Linked DNA regions of Homo sapiens: region 1 is linked to region 2. A link is an interaction called in ENCODE POLR2A ChIA-PET data of the cell type or tissue named here. Cell type or tissue: OCI-LY7. All regions are shown on one strand.

Region 1 (2,500 bases), 480 kb before region 2:
TGCTTGGAGCTGCAAGCTGCTATTTTGGGACCATGAGGGAGATACAAGCATGAGGACAAAAGCCAACACTGTTAAGATGGCAGAGCAGAAAAATAGGAAGAGTCCAGATTCTTAATGACATTGCTAAGCTGCCAAATCAACTTGGAGGCTGCTGCTCTCCAGACTTCTTTCTTAGTATACAATAACTGTTCTTATGATTTGGGCTACTGTTAATCTGGTTTTCTGCTAATTAATCAGTATACTCCTTTTCTGTTTGCCAAGCCTGGAAAATGACTGCTATTCAAATTCTGCTGAGATATAAAGACATTCTGTTCTTATTTTCTTCCTCTACATTTGGGTAGTCAAGTGTCTTTAAATAAATTCCACCCTCACTATTAAAGTGAAACTGTTGTTGAAAAGGTCATCAATGACCTCCTGATTGACATGTCCAATAGCTCCATCTGATTTTGCATTCTGCTGAACCTCTGTTCCATTAAACAGCTTAACCATGTTCTCATTCCTAAAGTGAATCCTTCCCTCAGTGGGCCTCACTGCTCTTTCTTTCTACTTCTCTGGCCCCTCCTCTGTGGTCCCTTCTTTCTGCCTCCTTACCTACCTACGAACCCTGACATTCTGCCCTTTGCCTTCTCTTCTCTCACTCAGCACTTTCCTGGCATGCTGCTTTCACTTCTAAGATTTTGGTTACCATCTGTGGGTGCTAGCAATGGTCCCATTCATATCTCATAGACAGATCTTTTTGCAGCACCAGATGTGAGCAGAACATGCCCAACTGGATGTCCTCATAGGACCGTCAACATCGCATTTCCTAAACTGAACTGTGTCCCTTTACAAGCTTCTCTATAACACACTTCACCACTCATACTAGCCCACAGCTAGAAACCCCAGAGTCATCCTAAGCAATTCGTTCTCTCCCAATATCCAATTCATCACCAAGTATAAAAATTTCTCTATTCTCAGGAGTCTATTGCAGCTTCCCCATGTTCACTGCAACAGCCTCCATTTATCATTTCTATAGTGCATAAGGTTTCACCTGCCTCCAATCTCTTCCCTCTCCAATCATCTGCATTGCTGGTAGAGTGGGTTTTCTAAAAGCAAACTGAATCATCTCACTGGCTTTAAAAATGTCCAAGAGGGTATGTGTGTATGTGAGGGGGGGTATGATGTGGAGACTGTATTAGCCATCATGCCCTCCAAATAAAGTCCACATTTCATAGCACGGCATAGAAGGCCCTCTAGTCTCTCTGAGTACACACTGATTTTTGCATTTCGTCTCCTACGACCTCCCCTCACTGTCTCTGTATCCTGAGCTCAAGCTCCTGTGAATTCCTCTTTCCTTCCACTATTTCCTCTGATTAGATGGTGGACATCAATTCTCAGCACTCTGAACTCCTGGCATCATTCAGTTCTCAAGTCAAACTGCACTTCTTCCCAAAAGCATTACTTGACCCAAGGACCACACCTGAGTTTCTCAACCTCAGCACTACTGGCCTTTAGAGTTGGATAATTCTTTTTGTGCGGGGGCTGACCTGTGCCTTGTAGATGTCTAGCAACATCTCTGGCTTCTGCTTACTAGATGCCAGTAGCAACCCCGCCAACCCATGTGACAATCAAAAATGTCTTCAGACACTGTAAATGTCACCTGTGGAGAGTAACTTCCCCCAGTAGAGAACTATGAAACTAGACCAGGTCTCCTTCTTATCATCCATAGCTTCCTGGTCTTCCTTGATCACCACACTCACGGCACATTTTTATTTTATTTTTTGAGACACAGTCTCACTCTGTCACCAGGCTGGAGTGCAGCGGTGATACCTTGGCTTACTGCAACATCTGCCTCCCAGGTTCAAGCAATTCTCCTGCCTCAGCCTCCTGAGTAGCGGGGATTACGGGCACCCACCACCATGCCTTGCTAATTTTTGTATTTTTAGTAGAGGCAGGGTTTCACCATGTTGGCTAGGCTGGTAATAAACTCCTGACCTCAAGCAATTTGTCCACCTTGGCCTCCCAAAGAGCTGGGATTACATGCGTGAGCCACCACGCCCAGCTTGTGACACATTTTTGAAGTGACTTGTCTGATTGTCTCATCTGCTTCCAAAGGCTGTTATCTAGGAGGGCATGGCACCCAGTAGGCATGCAGTCTAGCTTCATGGAAGAGTGGGCTCTGTGATGGGAGCAACTTCATCTGTCATCTTCATCATTATAGCTTTAGTAACCAGCGTGGTGTTGGCACATAATAGGTGCTCAGTAAGTATGTGTCGAACGAAGGAATGATTGAATGCTCCCATTCAATCACTTCTTTCTCTCTAACCGAAGAATCCTAGTTGGGGTTTTGAGCCTTGTCTTCTCTTCCCTCATAATATTATCACAAATGGCCCTGTTCCCTAGTACTTAGTACACTGGATAACAATGACAATCAAGACAATAGGTGAAATCATGTTTGTGGGAAAAATGATGCTCTATTTTGAGGGCTCTTTCTAAAAACAGAAAAACCAAGTCCAGTGCT
Region 2 (2,500 bases):
AAGTAAGAAAGACTCTAGTGGGCCAAATGTGGAGAAATGACAGATCGCTCTCAAAACATACTGCTTCCTACCTTAAGACCGTAGCTGTCACTTCCTATCTTAAGACCCAAGCAGCTGGGTGATGGAAGGTTTTTCATCCATAGCTAAGACAACTGAAGGACCTGAGGTTCTAACTTCTGAGATATTCTCAGTGGTAAAACATTAGCACCTCTCACGTGGCAATAAACTTTACTGTTGTGCAAAGCCAGCCCAGTGTGCTGGGCAGATATGATTCCCCTAAGGAATCAGAGGAAAGGCCTAAGGCCCAGATTTTGTTCTGTTTGTACCCTCCTGGGTGGTGGCACAAGGGAGAGAATCTGAGGTCTTTCAGTCAAAACATCAGGGGTCGACTAGGCATGGTGGCTCACACCTGTAATTCCAGCACTTTGGGAGGCTGAGGTGGGAGGATCACCTTAGGTCGAGAGTTTGAGATCAGTCTGGACAACATGGTAAAACCCTGTCTCTACTAAAAATACAAAAACTAGCCAGGTGTGGTGGTGCACACCTGTAAACTCAGCTACGTGGGAGGCTGAGGCAGGAGAATTACTTGAACCAGGGAGGCAGATGTTGCAGTAAGCTGAGATAGCACCACTGCACTCCAGCCTGGGTGACAGAGTGAAACCCTGTCTCAAAAAAAAAAAAAAAAAAAAAAAGTGAGGGGTCATCAGGTGCAGCTGCCTTCACTTTGTACCATCAGGCCCATTCTATCTTTGATACATGATACCACGCAGTTCTACCTTCAGGAGACAGTCTTTGTTATTTCTCTACTTCTCTGTGCATGCGTGTGTGTGTGTGTGTGTGTGTGTGTGTGTGTGTGTGTGTGTGTGTTTTCTCCATAAGAATATGTAAGTTCTTCCAGAATAAGGAACCCTACCTCCCACCGAGTCTATCTTCCACCCCACCCGCCCCCGAGCAGCAGACTCTGAGACAGGAGTTTCAGTACACACTGTTGATTTGGAAAGTGATCCCACTAGGGGAGTTGGGAAATGAGACAGGGAAGAGAAGGAAGCCAATTTTGTGTGTTGCTGAGTGGGTTTTCACTGCAGACAACTGGGAACCTTCAGAAGACTGTGCAGAACCTACCAGGGTTAAGGCCCGCAAGGGGCAAGGAAGCTGATGCTTACCCTCCAATGCTCATTCATCATCAGCTGGGGCTGCTCTTGGGAGTATCAACTCCTGAGCACTTGCAGCCCAACATGTGTGCAGAGGAGAAAACCCTCAGGCAGAGATCACAGAGGACTTCGTAGGCGTGTAAGGAAGTCAGGGCCAACAGGATATGGGGGAAGCACAAGGCTTATGATTGTGGGCTTTGCAGTTAGAAAGTCCTGGATCCGAATTTTGGTTCAGCCAGTTGTGAGATTCTGGCAAGTTCCTTTTCTCTCTGAAGCTCATTTGCCTCCTTTGTAAATTAGAGATAATAATAGTCTACCTCACAAGGTTTTGATTCAAAATGAAACACTTACATGAAACGTTCGGTACATGCCTGGTGTGTGGGAAGCACCTGTGACCGTAACTGCCTTGTGCCATTTTAAGATTAGCACAGGACCAGCGCTGATAGCTATTGCTTGAATTGACTTTGAAATCTCAGTGAATGCTGGCACACTGCATTATGTTGTGTACACATTTTCATATCATGATTTTGACAGATTTGCACATGCTTTTGTTCTTTCTTTTTTTTTTTTTTTTTTTTTGGTAGCTCATTGTGGTTTTAACTTGAGTCTCCCTAATAACTAATGATGTCAAAACTGTTCTCATGTGCTTATTTGCCACATGTATTTTTTTTTTTTTTTTTTTGAGACAGAACCTTGCTCTGTTGCTTAGGCTGGAGTGCAGTAGCACCATCTCGGCTCACCGTAACCTCTGCATCCCGGGTTCAAGCAGTTCTTGTCTCAGCCTCCCAAGTAGCTGGGATTATAGGCACCCACCACCAGGCCCAGCTAATTTTTGTATTTTTAGTAGAGATGGGGTTTCACCATGTTGGCCAGGCTGGTCTTGAACTCCTGACAAGTGATCCACCCACCTCGGCCTCCCAAAGTGCTGAGATTACAGGCGTGAGCCACCGCGCCCACTGCCACCTGCTTTTGATACATCCTGGAACGTAAAGTATCTATTGGGTGTCAGATTGTAACTATGCGCCTGGGTGCACAGCCCCTTGCCTTTCTGGGTTTTGGTCCACAGAAAGCTAAGATATAAAGAGGGGAGGTATTCAGCTATTCAGAGGGGTTGAGAGACCAAGGAGAAGAAACGAGAGGGAGATGGTAGAGGAGACCCTCCCTTGAGGCTGCCCATCATTGTAGACAGATGGTTACTAAGGAGGAAGAGCCTGCATCATCTGGCGGCTGCTACAGGTGTGTCTGGCAGCTAAAAGTCAGACAGCTCAGGAAAAGGACTGTACCTTCCCATACTTCTAAATGTCAAGAGCAAGAGAGGGGCTCCCTGTGAAAGCCTTCTTAAAACAGAG

Evidence for each region. ChIA-PET counts read pairs that join two places held together with the same protein. Peaks named below come from ENCODE experiments on the same cell type or tissue, not always from the same donor. Only the 100,000 strongest peaks of a DNase experiment are listed, where the experiment ranks them.
Region 1: POLR2A ChIA-PET joins it to region 2 with 5 read pairs; 2 of 35 experiments call an interaction of 5 or more read pairs at or near these places.

The regions. Positions count from the first base shown.
Region 1 is chr3:72,463,509-72,466,008 of GRCh38, reverse strand. LOC105377160 (a long non-coding RNA gene) reads right to left here. Exons shown (of 3, transcript XR_940961.3): 3 at 2,434-2,500. Among named protein-coding and RNA genes, the nearest start is that of RYBP, 18 kb to the right of the region's middle. In OCI-LY7, no CTCF peak of the experiment used is centred here; no DNase peak of the experiment used is centred here.
Region 2 is chr3:71,984,230-71,986,729 of GRCh38, reverse strand. No RefSeq gene overlaps it. Among named protein-coding and RNA genes, the nearest start is that of LINC00877, 110 kb to the left of the region's middle. In OCI-LY7, no CTCF peak of the experiment used is centred here; a DNase peak (open chromatin) is centred at 1,549; H3K4me3 peaks cover 1,477 bases; H3K27ac peaks cover 2,500 bases.